Regions from separate parts of the Homo sapiens genome. Here region 1 is linked to region 2. Evidence: read pairs that join two places in POLR2A ChIA-PET (ENCODE). Cell type or tissue: OCI-LY7. All regions are shown on one strand. Each heading gives the region's core, and the rest is flanking DNA. Links, peaks and the distances in the headings are about the cores only.

What was found. ChIA-PET counts read pairs that join two places held together with the same protein. Peaks named below come from ENCODE experiments on the same cell type or tissue, not always from the same donor. Only the 100,000 strongest peaks of a DNase experiment are listed, where the experiment ranks them.
Region 1: POLR2A ChIA-PET joins it to region 2 with 15 read pairs; 5 of 35 experiments call an interaction of 5 or more read pairs at or near these places.

What each region holds. Positions count from the first base shown.
Region 1 is chr2:171,398,191-171,406,535 of GRCh38, forward strand. The region is part of intron 1 of METTL8 (methyltransferase 8, tRNA N3-cytidine); the gene reads right to left. Among named protein-coding and RNA genes, the nearest start is that of METTL8, 32 kb to the right of the region's middle. RefSeq lists a silencer at 7,594-7,643 and an enhancer at 8,274-8,345. In OCI-LY7, for the core only: no CTCF peak of the experiment used is centred there; a DNase peak (open chromatin) is centred at 8,141; H3K27ac peaks cover 939 bases.
Region 2 is chr2:171,303,881-171,312,225 of GRCh38, forward strand. No RefSeq gene overlaps it. Among named protein-coding and RNA genes, the nearest start is that of METTL8, 130 kb to the right of the region's middle. In OCI-LY7, for the core only: no CTCF peak of the experiment used is centred there; a DNase peak (open chromatin) is centred at 3,891; H3K4me3 peaks cover 975 bases; H3K27ac peaks cover 2,358 bases.

The DNA of each region.
Region 1 (8,345 bases), core at 258-8,257, 95 kb after region 2:
CCCATATTCATAGCAACATCATTCACAATAGACAAAAGGTAGAAGCAACCCACGTGTCCATTGAAGATAAATGGATAAACAAAATGTGATACATACATACATATATATGTACAATGGAACATTATCCAGCCTTAAAAAGAAAGGAAATTTTGACACATGGTACAACCATGGATGAATCTTAAAGATATTATGCTAAGTGAAATAAGCTAGTCATAAAAGGATAGATATTGTATGATTCCTCTTATATGAGGTTCCTAGAGTAGTCAAACCGATAGAGACAGGAAGTGGAGTGGTGTTTGGCAGAGGTTGGGGAAGGGGGAATGGGGAATTAAGTTTTTAATGGATAGGGGAGGGGCGAGAGGAAACGGGGAGACGTAGATCAAAGGATACAAAGTTGCAGATATGTAGGATGAACACGTCTACAGATCTAATGTACAATACGAGGACTACAGTTAATAATATTGTATTATATTTGGGACTTTTGCTGAAAGAGTAGATTTCAGGTACACTTGCCACACATACACACAAAGGTAACTATGTGAGAAGATACAATTGTTAATCTGCTTGCCTATGGCAACCACTTCACTGTGTATATGTACATTAAAACATCTTCTTGTGTACCTTATATATACAATTAAAGAAGAGAAGCTAGATACCAAAAAAGTAAAAAATAAATAGATAAAGAGTTTCATTTAGGGAAGATGAAAAAGTTCTGGAAATGGATGAAGTATGAAGAAGGCAACAAAAATTTCCACAAATCCTGATAAGGTGTTTCAGTTTTTTAAAATTTACTATGTGAAAAATCTGAAAACGTGGTCCTGACCCTTCACTTAACTCAAATTAATGTCACATCAAAGGTATATATTGTACCAACTTTGCCCACAGGTTCCCATTTTCAGCTCACCATCCTATGAAGGTCCTTCCTCTTGAATCCTAAGAAGGCCAAAATGAAACAGAACAAGCAAGACTTTAGGGCCATGCCCCTATGAGATCTTAATGCCAAGGCTCAGTCATGAATAGGCAATGGTTAAAGCAATCACTAAGGAACAGACGAGAAAGGAAATGAAGCTCATTCAAGTATTGGATTGACAGTGTCATTAAAAATTGCATTTATTATGCTACCAAGTATAAAGAGGCATACCAAGAAAAGCTGACAGACTTCCTGCCAGCTCTAGGTGTAGGTAGGTATGTGTCTATTTTAGAATGTAAGGAAAAGAACAAATGTATAAAAGGACTTGGGTTCAGCATACATAGTAACCATGACAAGCCAAGGAGAAGGTGGTTTTAATAGTTACCAGTTTCCTGAGCAGACTACCACCACAATGAGCATAGTGGCAAAAGCAGCAGCCTTGATACAGAAGGCCAACTTATGGGGAGCAGATCTCTCCCCAGCTACAAATTTTGGCTAGATGCTTTGCCTACCACTAAAATGGGATCCTTTTCACAATGATTCATACATCTGCCTGACCATATCAACAAACTATAACATATGCTACAGGAATAGGTAAAATGTATGTAATGCACATGACAAAATACCTCTTAACTGCAAATTTTGCTTTTGGGGAGCAATAGTTTTGAGTAATACTTTTTTTTAAAGAAGGATTTTAATAAAAGGAAAGACTCCATAGTATATTTTGCAAATTGAAAAAATATTTTGGAAAGTAAAGGCTGAGCACAGTGGTTCATGCCTGTAATCCCAGCACTTTTGGAGGCTGAGGCAGGAGGATTGCTTGAGCCTAGGAGTTTGAGATCAGCCTGGGCAACATAGAGAGACCTCATCTCAAAATAAAAATAAATAAATAAAAGGAAATAAAGCACCAATTCCAATATCTCTTCCATGTAAATTTCATTTTTTTTTAAAAAAGTTAAATATTTACCATGTGTGATGACCTATCCTAAGCACTTATATACAGTATATTATCTTATTTAGCTTCCATTTCCCTATCAAGGGGTACTATTTTAAGAAAAAAACCTATAAAGGACGAAGTAAACTAACAGGCCTAAAGTCACCCAGCTAAAAATTGATAGAGATTCAATTCCAGTCCAAGCAGTCTAATTAAAGAATCCACATTCTACCTTTTTGGATGTTTTTGTTTTTGCTTTTTTGAACAGCATTATTATTCACATACATATAATTCACCCATTTGCCTTCTACTTTTGTACACCACATATACAAGAAGGATCATGTTACTGATTCCCCAGTCTTTAATGGGGTTGCTAATTTTGTTGTAACTGATTTAAGGAGGCCCAGAATTCCTTCTCTCCCTTCATCTCTCAACTCTGTTTTTCTCTTGGGCCTTAATCAAATAGCAAGCAATGCCATTGGTAGTCAGCAGTCCCCAGATTTAGGAAAGCACAGTCATTCTCTTATTTGGCTTGTCATATTACTATATGTGCTGAACCCATACATAACAATATGTATAATCTGTACTCAAACCTCAAGGTGCAGACAAAAGGCTCTTGCATCACCTAAATAATGTAACATTTTAACACCCACGTCTTTTCACCGGTTTGCTTCTGCAGAGCTGAGTAGTAGAGGCAAAGAACGGCTTCTTAGTTCCATTGCTTTTTAAGATGGTTCCTAAGACTGCTTTCTTGCATTTTAATACTACTAGAGGAACACCAAAGAAATAGAGCAAACAGTACTGCTGTTTGTGTGAATCTATAACGATTATCCTTGGAGCACTTAGCTAGCTCTAGGAAAAACTATTTGTAAAACTCCCCAAGGATGATTCCCAGTTGTCTCAGCTCACTGCAACCCCAGGGAGAGGAATTGCTATTAACCATACACTAAATGCCAGTCCACCATGTAAAAGTTAACTTCCCTTCAATGTTTCCTGAGTTCTGAGTATCCTTTAAATAAGTAAATTAGTGAGACGTTCATGTTTTCACCTTTGTAACTGTTTAGCATTTCTTCTCAGCTGGGAAGCTGGGAAGCAAACATCATCTAGAATGAAGTTGCACTAAACATTACCTGAGAGGCTAGCATTAATGAGAACAAATTAAGCGCTACTGTTGTACTTTTTTGGAGAGCAAAAGCTGACAGGTAAGAAACACTTAAGTATCAACTACACTGCAGTGAAAACTGAAGCTTCAATTAACCCTGGCAATTTCAGCGAACTCAGAGGGTGACCATCTGCCAGACAAACAGCTTAGGCAACTCATGCATCTTGTTTTAATCTTTCTTTGGATGATTATAATTTCAGGGTATAAATAAGGTTATTAGCAAGAACAGAACAACAACAATAATTACAGTAAGTATTTGCAGAGCATTTTGATCACACTATGACGTCAGTAACTCTGCAGCTTCAAAATGGGAATTTCATGCTTAGCGTTTGTTCTCCATGACTGCCCTGAATGGTGGCTACATGATACACTCACTCACACAAAAAGAGGCAACTGGGACTCAGAAGTTATTTCTCTAAGGGATTTAATGTAAGCTCATCTCAAAGCCATCTCAATCCAAAATATCTGAACTATTCTTATTTCTCTGGACGTTGTCTCCAAACACATTATACTGGGCCAGAATGAAATTGGTTTTAACTTATTTACCTGGCATTTCACATTTAGACTTCTATGTACGGAAGAAGGAAAAAAGCCTGGATTCTTGATGGCATCATTGAACAGGTAAACCAATGATAGTCTATCTCTGACTTCTTGCTAGGTGAAAAAAGTAAATCCTTTTGTATTTTAGCCACTATTAGGTTTTCTGTTACGTAATATGTATTATTGTTAAGTCCTGGGATTTCAGAGACAAATCCATTTGGTTTCTGCTCTCAAGAATTACCATTAAGTGAAGAAGAAAGAGATGCAAACAAAGAATCCTGACATGATATATAGTAAAGGTAAGTACAAAATGCTATTGGAGCACAGAGGAATGAAAGATTAAGTCTACTAGTGGTGGCTCTGAGAAGCTTTCTGGTAGAGGCAATATTTGTGCTGGGTATAGAAGAATGAGTAACATTCCACGGAGAGAAGGGTAAAAGCCAGGGAATTTCAGGCAGGAGGATTAGCACAAATAAAGATTAAACAGGTGTGAAAACATGGAATATTCAGAGAATAAAAATAATATAGAAAAAGGTGCTGACCTAAATAATTCTGGATATGAATGGTGCCTATAAAACTGAAGGCAATAGGAATGGTAATAAGCACTGTACTCTAGTTGATAAAGGGTTAACAATTCTGAAATCAGTATACAAGGAAATCAGAATTGAACAATTAGGAAGTAGGTGATACTTGGCAGAAGCCAGGTTTCTCATTGTTGGAGTGGGAGGTTACAAACAAGGGAGAAGAAAAGGCTAGAATAATCTATATGGTAATGACTTAGAATGCGAGTCATTTGTATGCACTCATATTTAGCTTAATATACATACGTTATATATAGAAATATCTGTAGATATGTATGTATACATTCATTAGTATACACACATATATTTCCTTACTCTGTCATCTGAGAGGGCCTAGAAGTCATCACATCCCGGTGGCAACAAGCACACCCAGTACCCAGATCTTCGTTTCTAACCATTCTCTAATAAAACAGAACCATGGCTGCTTGGAGAACTGGCTGATTCTAGGATTGAGGCAGAGAATATAACATGAGCCTAGAGCATCTTATAGTGCCAGAAAGTAAGGAAGTGCACACACATACACCCGAAAAACCAAAAAAACCTACAGTGCTGAGGGTATTGTCAAAAGGACACAGGAGCCAACTGAACGTGTAGCCAATGGCCAAAGCTAGAATACTCTGAGCAACAAAATAAAAAGTAGTTTTGGATTACAACCCAAAGTATAAAATAAATATCCATGTATCCATACTGATATAAATGATTAAATAAACAAATAAATGAGGGAGAAGAGAGAAATCGTCCATGCAAATAGTCCTGAATAATTTATGTAAATAAATACTCTTCCCTTAAGGAAGTGGAACATAACTCCTCATTAAGTGTGGGCAGCACATAGTGACTTCTTTCTAAAAGAGTTCAGTGTGGAAAGGGGGAAAAATAACTCTGCAGCGGAGTAACTTCACAAAGACTTCCTCAGCCAGGTGATCAAGGTTAACACGAACAGTGATAGTGCTGATAGCATGTATTCTTGATATGATGTGACAAAAACAGCACTTTACCTCTATGTTCTTCTTCCCCAACCCCCATAACTTCAGTCTAATCATAAGAAAACTATCAGATAAACCCCAGTTGACAGACATTCTATAAAATATGACTAATACTCCCCAAACTGTCAAGGTCATCAAAAACAAAGAAAGTCTGAGAAACTGCCAGAGCCAAGCAAAATAAGGAGACACGATGACTACATGTAATGTGGTATCCTGGATGGAATCCTGGAACTCAAAAAAGTCATTAGGTAAAAAGTAAGGAAATGTGAATAAAATATGGACTTTAGTTAACAATAATGTATCAATATTGGTTCATTAACTGTAACAAATGTACCATACGAATCTGTTACTAACAAGGGAGACGGGGTATGGACTATATGGAACCTCTCTATACTAACTTCACAATTTCTTCATAAATCTAAAAGTGTTCTAAAATTAAAAATGTAAAACAAAATAATTTTGTATGACTACAGACTATGATGTGAGGGGCAGACAGGTGGGGTGGGGAGGTGGTTATAAGGCTGGAAAGTTAGGCAGAGGCCAGATAGGAATCTTCATGTACACCAAATTAAGCAGTTTGAATATTTTCTCATAGGCAATGCAACAAACAGAATTTTAAATAAGAGAGCAAGATGATGAGATCTGTTCAGTGGTCCCCTCCTCATCCTGTCTGCAGGGGATAGGTTCCAAGATCCCTAGTGGATGCCTGAAACTGTGAATAGTAACAAACCCTATACATACTATGCTTTCTCATATATATATATATATATATATATATATATATATATATATATATATATGATAGTTTAACTTACAAATTAGGCTTAAGAGATTAGCAATAACTAATAAAACAGAACACTTGTAACAATATACAATAAGTTATGTGAATATAGTCTCTCCCTCTCTCTCAAAATATCTTATTATACTGTATTAACCCTTCCTGTGTTGATGTGAGATGATAAAATGCCTACGTGATAAGATGCAGTGAGGTGAATGATGCAGGCATCGTGACATAGTGTTAAGCTACTATTGACCTACATCTGAAGGACGATCAGCTGCTTCAGGTAATCCTGGATCATGGAGCCATGACGGTGTCAATGGCTGGCTGTCAGGAGCAGATGATGACTACCGGGTAGTTAGAATTTATAGAGTGGATACACTGGACAAAAGAGTGATTCACTTCCTGGGCAGGACAGAGTGAGATGGTGTGACACTTCATCATGCTATTCAGAATGGCATGCAGTCTAAAACTTCTGCCTTGTTTATTTCTGGAATTTTCCATGTAATATTTTCAGACTATGGTTGACAGTGGGTAAATGAACCATGGAAAGTGAAACCATGGATAATGGGAGACATTATTTATAAAGATTATAAAGACTTACAAAATGTATTTATATATATTATAATGGCCTTATACTACCGATGACTGATCAATGAAAATCAAAGTTCTGGGACCAGGGCATGTGTAGCATTTAAAATCTCCCCATACAATCTTGGTGTACATTGAGGATTGAGAACCACTCAGATACAGAATTAATGAGAAGAGAAAGAGGCCCAGGGCTACACACTAAGACTATTAGATCATGACAGCTAAAGAAAACAGTGGCCATGAGTATCAACGAGGGCACATATTCAAGTCACACTTCAGAGGGAGAATCAATGAATTTCTTGCAATGACTAGATGTAAAAGTTGTGTGCAGTGAAACAGGAGACAAGGTTTCTGGCTTGCATGGCTGAGTAGATGTTGATGGTATTCAAAACAGAGTTCATACACACAGGCAAAAAGGCTAGATAATGGTGGGATGAAGGTAGGGAAGGGAAGATAATGAGTTCAATTTGCACATGACAAACTTTAAGGATCCTACAATATATTCAAATGGATAGCCCCAATAGGTACTTAGAAATGAATTCATGTGAGTGGTAGGTGCTAGAGATGTGTATCTGGGAATCAAGTCCTGGTTTTACAGGTGGTGGCTGAAGTCGAGAGGGACTGATCAAGAAAAAAAAATAGGGCAGATGGAACTAATGGTAATACTGATATTTAGGAAGAAGAGGGGTTAGTTTATGGGACTCAATACTAAAGAATATTAAAAGAAGCCAAAAATAAACAATTGGTTTTAGAAATGTAGGAAATCAGTGATGACCTTTATCAAGGTGATTTGAAACCTGGCTCTGCCAGCAGAAAACAGTTTAATCAATATATAAGTCACTGGAGTAAAGGAGGTAATGAATGTAGATGACTGACAGGCAGAGGAGAGAAAAGGAGAGAAGTTGGGCTGTATTTTGAGGGATCATGTAGGTGAAAGAAGGGTATTTGTTAAGCTGCAAAGATTCTTGAGTATCATTGTAGGATGAGAGAACACACACACACAAAGACTGAAGATACTGAAAAAAGAAAATTGCTGACAAAACAAGTTTTGAGAATAAGTAGGCCAAAGAAAGGGGAAATAAGTACACAGAAAACACATCAGCTATGTGAGGTATCTAGAACAACTTTATGCTCTGAAGAGTAAGAACAGGTGAGTTTGTAGTAGAAGAGAAGATGGCTAAGACACTCCTTTCCCAATGAGCTCTTCTTCGTGAAGTAAGAGGCTGTAAGGTAGGGGGCATGAGAAAAGGAGGAACAGAAAAAAAATGGGAAAGGACACTAACAACATTTGAATAAAAGAATGTCAATGAACATAAGTTGCCTATCTAAAGATGCAGCTCAAATTAGTGGTTATTTATTGGTTGTCTCTCAAGTATTCACTCCCTACTTCCCATAGCTCATGGACTTGAAATCTGTACATTTTCTGAGAGGCCAGAGTGGACATGATTGAAGCCAGAGGTGAACATATACCCTATGCTAAGCCAATCGGCACACTTCTATACCTCTGGGCATAGTGATTGGTTAGGAAGTGGGCATGTGGCCAAACCTGTCCAACAGAGTACCTTTCTGTTTTACTGCTAGAGATCTGGGAACAAAGATAATTTTTAATACCTATTAGGTATGAAAGAGGAAGCACCTGTTATGTATGAAAGAGGGGCTTTTTCAACAGCCCCAAAGCTGTTGAAAGCTATATTGGTCAGCTTGGGCTGCCACAACAAAATATCATAGACTAGGTTGCTTAAACAACAGAAATTTTATTTTCTCACAGGTCTGGAGGCTAGAAGTCCCATATCAAAGTGCTGGCTGATTTGGTTCCTGGCTTGTAGACAGCCACCTTCTCATTGTGTCCTCCAATGGCCTCTGTGC
Region 2 (8,345 bases), core at 30-8,029:
TTACCTATATTGCCTCCTACCTCCCAGGTTTGCTGTATGTGACCGCAGTCATGTCATAATAGTCCAGAAGGGCCTGCTGTGAGTGACACTCCCTAGCACCAAGCTTTAGGCTATGCAGTTGGAGGTGACATTTGGATTGAAATAACAGATAAGCTGAAGTCATAGGTAAGAAGATGAGCATGAACTCTGAAGGGAGATTTAAGACCAGAAAATGGGAAATGAGCACTTTGGTCAGAGATCAAGAGGCAGCTAGGTGCAGTGGCTCATGCCTGTAATCCCAGGACTTGAGGAGCCTGAGGCAGGAGGACTGCTCGAGCCTAGGAGTTTGAGATCAGCCTGGGCAACAAAATGAGATCCCATCTCTACCAAAAAAAATTTAAAAATTAGCCAGGTGTGGTGGTATGTGCCTGTAGTCCTTGCCACTCAGGAGGCTGAGGCAGGAGGATTGCTTCTGCCTAGGGATTTGAGGTGGCAGTGAGCTATGATCACACAACTGCACTCCAGCCTGGGAAAAAGAATGAGACTCTGTCTCAAAAAAAAAAAAAAAAAAAAAAAAGTAAGAGGCTGGAGAGACAGAAAAAAATATAGTTCTTAAAATGCCAAACTTGACCCTCAAAGAATGTTGAGGTTTTTCTCCTATGGTGTGCCAGGCACACTAAGAGGGAGGTCATGTGTAACTCCTTTGCTTCAGGCTCTCTCCACTTGTCCATCACCAACCACAAGGAGTAATGGAAGGGCTGAACTTTCCCAGGTTTGCTTGGCAAAGAGTTGTGATGATCCCAGAGCATACTGTGGGGTGGAGTGTTATGAGAAGGTTCTGTGGTGGTGGGAGTCCAGGATGTCTTATAATTAAGTCCTTCCTCTGGGACTGGATGACAAGAGTATATGCACAGTGCCAGGCACAGTCGACATCGGCTGGCCATAGTGAGAAACGGTGGAAAACAGCGTGGTGTATATAAAAAGTGGATGGCGGCCGGGCACGGTGTCTCACGCCTGTAATCCCAGCACTTTGGGAGGCTAAGGCGGGCTGATCACTAGATCAAGAGATCGAGACCATCCTGGCCAACATGGTGAAACCCCGTATCTACTAAAAACACAAAAATTAGCTGGGCATGGTGGCATGCACCTGTAGTCCCAGCTACTCGGGAGGCTGAGGCAGGAGAATCCCTTGAACCCAGGAGGTGGAGGTTGCAGTGAGCCAAGGTCGCACCACTGCACTCCAGCCTGGCAACAGGGTGAGACTCTGTCTCAAAAAACAAAAAACAAACAAACAAAAAAAAAACAAGAAAGAAAGAAAGAAAAAAGTGGATGGCAAGTCCAGGGAGCTAGAAATAGAGGGCAGAAGTTCATAGTTTTGGAAGGCCAGACTGAACACTGGGCTAGCTGCTTTTTTTTTTTTTTCTTTTTTGAGACACAGTCTCGTTCAGTCACCCAGGCTGGAGTGCAGTGGTGGGATCTTGGCTCACTGCAACCTCTGCCTCCCGGGTTCAAGCAATTCTTCTGCCTCAGCCTCCTGAGTAGCTGGGACTACAGGCACGCACCACCATGCCCGGCTAATTTTTGTATTTTTAGTAGAGACGGGGTTTCACCATATTGGACAGGCTGGTCTTGAACTCCTGACCTCGTGATCCGCCTGCCTTGACCTCCCAAAGTGCTGGGATTACAGGCGTGAGCCACTGCACCTGGCCGCTAGCTGCTTTTTTAAAAATTGTGGTAAAATGCACATATAATAAAATTTACCATCTTAACTATTTTTAAGTGCACAATTCAGTGACATTAGTACTTTCACATTGTTGTGCTACCATCAATATTGGGCCCATCAATATCATCCATAGAACCCTTTTCATCTTGCAAAACTAAAACTCTGTACCCATTAAGTGACAATTCCCCATCCCCCTGTCACCCAGCCCTGGTGACCACCATTCTATTTTCCATCTCTATGAATTTGACTATTCCAGGTACCCCATGTAAGTGGAATCATACTATATTTTTCCTTTTGTGATTGGCTTATTTCACTTGGCGTGATGTCCTCAAGGTTCATTCATATTGTAGCATGTGTCAGAATTTCCTTCCTCTTTAAGGCTGAATAATATTCCATTTTATGTATATATCACATTTTGCTTATACATTCATCTGTTGATGGACACTTGGTGCTATTCTTTGAATGTATTCCCCAAGCTCATGGGTTGGAAACTTAATTCCCAATTCAACAGTGTTGAGACCTTTAAGAGGTGAGTAGGTCATGAGGGCTCTCCCCTCATGAATGGATTAAAGCAGTTATCACACGAGTGGGCTCCTGATAAAAGGATTCATTTGACCTCCTTTTCTCCCTCTCATGCTCTCTTGCCATTCCACTTTCCACCATGGAATGGCACAGCAAGAAGGCTCTCACCAGACGTCAAGCATTTGCCAGTACCATGCCCTTGGACTTCCCAGTTTCCAGAACCATGAGCCAAATACATTTCTTTTCTTTATAAATTACCCAGTCTCAGGTATTCCGTTACAGCAACACAAAACGGACTAAGACACTTGGGTTACTTTCACCTTTTGGCTACTGTGAAAAATGCTACTATGAACATGCATGTACAAATATCTCCTCAGGTCCATGCTTTCAATTATTTTGGGTATATGCTAAGAATTGCTGAATCACATGATAATTCTATTTTTAATTTTTTGGGGGCCCACCATACTGTTTTCTATAGCTATTGCACCATTTTACATTCCCATCAACAGTGCACAAGAGTTCCAATTTCTCCATACCTTTGCCAACATTTATTATTTTCTGGGTTTTGGTAGTAGCCATCCTAATGGGTTTGAGGGGGTATCCCATTGTGGTTTTGATTTGCATTTCCCTAATGATTAATGACATTGAGCATTTTTTTATATGCTATTGCCATTTGTATAACATTTTCTGAGAAATGTCTATTCAAGTTCTTTGCCCATTTTAAAATTGAGGGTTTTATTGTTGAGTTGTGAGAGTATTTTTTGTTTTGTTTTGTTTTTTGTTTTGAGACATGATCTCACTCTGTCACCCTGGCTAGAGTGCAGTGGTGCGATCACAGCTCACTGCAGTATTGACCTCCAAGGCCCAAGCGATCCTCCCACACCAGCCTCCTAAGTAGCTGGGACTATAGATGCACACCGCCATGCTCAGCTAATTTTGTTCTTTTTTTTTTTTTTTTTTTTGTAGAGACAGGGGTCTCACTATGTTGCCCAAGCTGGTCTTGAACTCCTGGGCTCCAGCAACCCTCCCACCTCAGCTTCCCAAAGTGCTAGGATTACAGGCATGAGCCACCATGCCCGGTGTAAGAGTTCTTCATATATTCTGGATACTAAACCCTTATCAGATGTATGATTTGCAAACATTTTCTCCCATTGCGTGGGATGCCTTTTACTCTGTTGATGTGTCCTTTAATGCACAGAACTTTTTAATGTTGTTGTAGTCCAACTTTTCTTTTTCTTTTGTTGTCTGTACTTTCGTTGTCATATCCAAGAAATTATTGCCAAACCCAATGTCATGAAGTTTTTCTTCTGTTTTCTTCTAAGAGTTTTATAGTTTTAGGTTCTACATCTAGGTTTTCAATCCATTTTGATTTAATTTTTGTATCTGGCATAAATTTGGGGTCCAATTTCTCTTGCAAGTTGATATCCAGTTTTCCCAATGTTATCTGTTGAAAAAACTGTCCTTTCCCCATTGAATGGTTTTGGCACCCTTATGGAAAATCATTTGACCATATGTGCAGGTATTTATTTCTGGACTCCAAAAGGGCTATTTGTTGAGTTTATGTGAGGATCAGGTGATAACTGTGGTAAAGGTGAGTCAGATCAGGTTCTATGCTTGGATGACCGCTTTGAGTAAATGATGCATAGTGTGAGGCTTTATAGCCGTCTTTGGCCTATTTTGGAGAATCTTACAGATCTCCGGAAAGCAGCTCAGATCTTATCTTAATTGTGACCAGTTGGATGGACTGTGGTGATGCTTAGAGGTGCTGCTAGGTATTGTGAGTAGAAGTCCTACATGCTGTGGCAGGAGGCATTCTGCACAGAGTTATGGGCAGCATTGTTAAAAGCGACCTTGGATGCCAAAGGGTAGATGGTACAAAAGCTATACCTTAAGGACCCATTTCACATGCTTTGTTTGGCTTTTGCCGTATAGCACATGGCTAGATTTGTTCTCTGAGGTTCTTGAAAAGGGTCTAAAAAATGCGGATACCAATTGATATGCTGAGGTTGGCGAAACTATGGTGGCCAAATGGTGATGGTCTGTTGGAGCTAAAGATTTAAGTAGGAGATGCTTACCACATTTCAGACAAATGGGCATCTATCCTGAACTGCAGGAATCTAAAGAGCAGGGGTTCATTTCATCAGCCACCTGCATTTCAGTATTCTCAGTATGCATCACACTTTCTGGCACACAGTAGATGCTTAATAAGCATTTGATTATCTGAATTAAACATAAGCCAAAGAAACAGCAATGACTTTCTTAAATAAGAAAACTCAACTTTTCGGTTAGCAAGTTTCTTAAGGCTAATTTAATTATTTTTAAATAATTATTTAAAAATTATTTATTTTAATTTATTTAATATTTATTTAATATTTAATAATTTATTTATTTAAATAATTATTTAAAAATAATTTTATATTAAATATATTTATATTATATATAAATAATTAAATATTTAAATTATTTATCCTGTAATTATTTATCCTCCTCAAAAGAGACAAAGACTTGTTCACCATCCGTATTAGCCAAGGTTCTCTAGAGAGATAGAACCAATAGGGGAGAGAGAGACAGCGAGAAAGAGAACGAGAGAAAGATAAAGAGAAGAGAGGATTTATTAGGGGAACTGGCTCACAGAATTATGGAGGCTGAGAAGTCCCATGACAGGCCATCTGCAAACAGGAGACCAACGGAAGCCAGTGGCATGGCTCAGTCCAAGTACAAACACTTCGGCACCAGGGAAGCCAATAGTGTAACTCTCAGTCTGAAGGCCTAAAAACCAAAGCAGCTGCTGGTGCAAGTTCCAGAGTCCAAAGGCCAGATAACCTGGAGTCCAAAGGCAGGAGAAGAAGGGGGTGTCCCAGTTCCAGGAGAGAGAGAAAATTCACCTTCCCTCTACCTTATTCTATTCAGGTTGCCCACATTGAGGGCAGATCTTCCCCACTCAATTCACTGACTCACATACCAATCTCCAGAAATAATGCTTTACCAGCTATTCAGGTATCTCTTAATCCAGCCAAGTTGACACCTAAAGTTAACCATCAGGTCATCCTTTGAAAAAAAAAAAAAAAAAATATATATATATATATATATATATATATATTTTATAAATATATAATATACTATTATATATTATATATTAATAATGATATTAATTACCACTTATTAAGTGCCAGTTATCACCAGGCATCATACCTAGCATTTGATGTGCATTATATTTAGTCCTTGCAACAATCTGCAGGTAAGCATTATTTCCATTTGTAGTTCAGTGCATTGAAGCTTGGAGATTTCAAGTGTCTTGCTTAAGGTTACAAAACCAGCAATAGTGAAGTTAGGACTTATATCCAAAATGGGTCCCATGTTTTTGCTCTGAGAACCCTTTTTGCCAGTTTCTACCTGGGCACTGTCATTTTCATCTTCTAGTATGCATTTATTTTAGGGCAAACCCATTTCTTCCCTATAAACAAACCATTAACAATCTTTTCTCTATCTCTGGCCTTTTCCCAAGTTCTCCATGTTCCTTAAATTTGGCATCAGCCCAGCATTGACAATATCATTCGGTGTGACACACACATTCACACATGCGTGTATGCGTTGTAATGTCACCAAAAATGCAACCATCTCCCTTTCCATGTTAAGTCCGCATAGAAACTATTTTGTATCTATTCAAATATTCACAAAAAGTCAAATTTTTTTTTAGAAAGTGAACAAATAAAAGGAACCATAACTACCCGGACCCCTGGTGAGAGCTAGGTGGTGAGATGCTGAAGAGCCATTGACAAGTGCATCTCTGAGCAGACTACTCAGCAAACAGCAAAGGGACAAAGCAGAGTCCACCCCACACTGCTCTAGATTTGGTCTATGTAGCATATGCTTTACCCAGCACTTATAAAAGGTTTAGGTAATTCCCACTCCTGTTCTTTCCTGCCATGTGGAGGGACAGCAACTGATTTAAGACTGCCAGCCTCTTTAATCCCACCCTCCTCCTTCCTGGGAGAGGTGGAGTGATTTATGTAATCAGTGAATATGGGCGGTTACTTAGGCTTGTTTAATCCAGCTCTTCTTTGCTCTTTCTGTTGGATGAAAGTGTGCTGCAATAGGCCTCAAAGGGGCAGGGCCCCCTGTGTAGAGTCTTTGGCTGTCTAGCTGTGAGTCCTGATTCTAGGGTTCAGTATTAGGAAGACACTAATTACTTGTACCCAAAGCCAATTCTTTCCAATACAGCTTCATCAGTAATTGAGCTGACTTTTTTTTTTTTTTTTTTGAGACACAGTTTTGTTCTGTTGCCTAGGCTGGAGTCCAATGGCGCGATCTTGGCTTACAGCAACCTCCACCTCCCGGGTTCAAGCGATTCTCCTGCCTCAGCCTTCCAAGTAGCTGGGATTACAGGTGCCCACCACCACGCCCAGCTGATTTTTGTACTTTTAGTAGACACGGGGTTTCGCCATGTTACCCAGGCTGGTTTCAAACTCCTGATCTCAGGTGATCCACCCGCCTCAGCCTCCCAAAGTGCTGGGATTACAGGCGTGAGTCACTGCGCCCAGGCTGAGCTGACATTTTAATCTTCATTTATTGACACCTTAATCTCTCTGATTGGTTTAAAACTTGGGCAGAGAACATAGGGATATTATTTATTGGGTTTCTCTCAAACCTCATTGGATGGCTGTGATTCCACATTGTGGTCTTGTCTAGCAGACTATTCTGGCCTGTATTCTTTGCTTGCCCTCTGTTTATTTCCTCAGAGGGGGACAGTAAATCTTGAATCACTTGGTGACTCTGTTATACTGATACCTAGCCAGTTCCCTTAGTTCCCTTACACAAGGTAGGAGTCAGGCCTTTCTCCTTCACTGAGGAATGAGGATGATCTTCTGGTTGGCCAATGTCTCCTTCCCCTTTACATCTCTGGGTATATTTCTCCTAAATCTGTGCTGCATCTTTCCACATTTACGAAGCATCAACAAACTCGTGGTTTGTGATGTCATGGTAGAAAACAAACATAAAAGTCCAAGGGCTCTGGAATCAAACAAAGAATCAGGTAAAGGTGAGTCACTGCTCTTCAAACCAGTGTCAAGAAAAAGTGTTTAATGTAGGGAAGTTTAAACTTTCCCTCTGAAGGTTCAATAAGTGAATTATCCCACTGAAATAAACTGACATTACACAAATTAATAGGAGAAAAGCAAACAAATTTATTAACTTGCATAAGCATGGAGCCATGTAAAATATGAGACTCAAGGAAGGGCCAGATGGAGCTTACATAGTTCCCTCTTCACAGAAGAGAGGGAGATGGGGGAATACAGGCTATTTTGAGGGATAATAATATGGTTTGGCTGTGTCCCCACCCAAATCTCACCTTGAGTTGTAATAATCCCCATGTGTCAAGGGCTGGGCCAGGTGGAGATAATTGAATCATGGGGGCAGTTTCCCCCATACTGTTCTGGTGGTAGTGATTAAGTCTCATGAGATCTGATGGTTTTATAAATAGGAGTTCCCCTGCACAAGCTCTCTTGCCTGCCTCCATGTAAGATGTGACTTTGCTCCCCATTTGCCTTCAGTCATGACTGTGAAGCCTCTCCAGCCAGGTGGAACTGTGAGTCAATCAAACCTCTTTCCTTTATAAATTACCCAGTCTCAGGTATGTCTTTATTAGTAGCACGAGCACAGACTAATACAGTAAATTGGTACCAGGAGTGGGGTGCTGCTGTAAAGATACCCAAAAATGTGGAAGCAACTTTGGAAATGGGTAACAGGCAGAGGCTGGAACAGTTTGGAGGGCTCAGAAGAAGACAGGAAAATGTGGGAAAGTTTGGAACCTCCTAGAGACTTGTTGAATGGCTTTGACCAAAATGCTGATAGTGACAGGGACAATAAAGTCCAGGCTGAGGTGGTCTCCGATGGAGATAAGGAACATATTGGGAACTGGAATAAAGATCACTCTTGCTACGCAAAGAGTCCAGTGGCATTTTGTCCCTGCCCTAGAGGTCTGTGGAACTTTGAACTTGAGAGAGAGGATTTATAGTATCAGGTGGAAGAAATTTCTAAGTGGCAAAGCGTCAAGAGGAAGCAGAGCATAAAAGTTTGGAAAATTTACAGCCTGACAATGTGATAGAAAAGAAAACCCCATTTT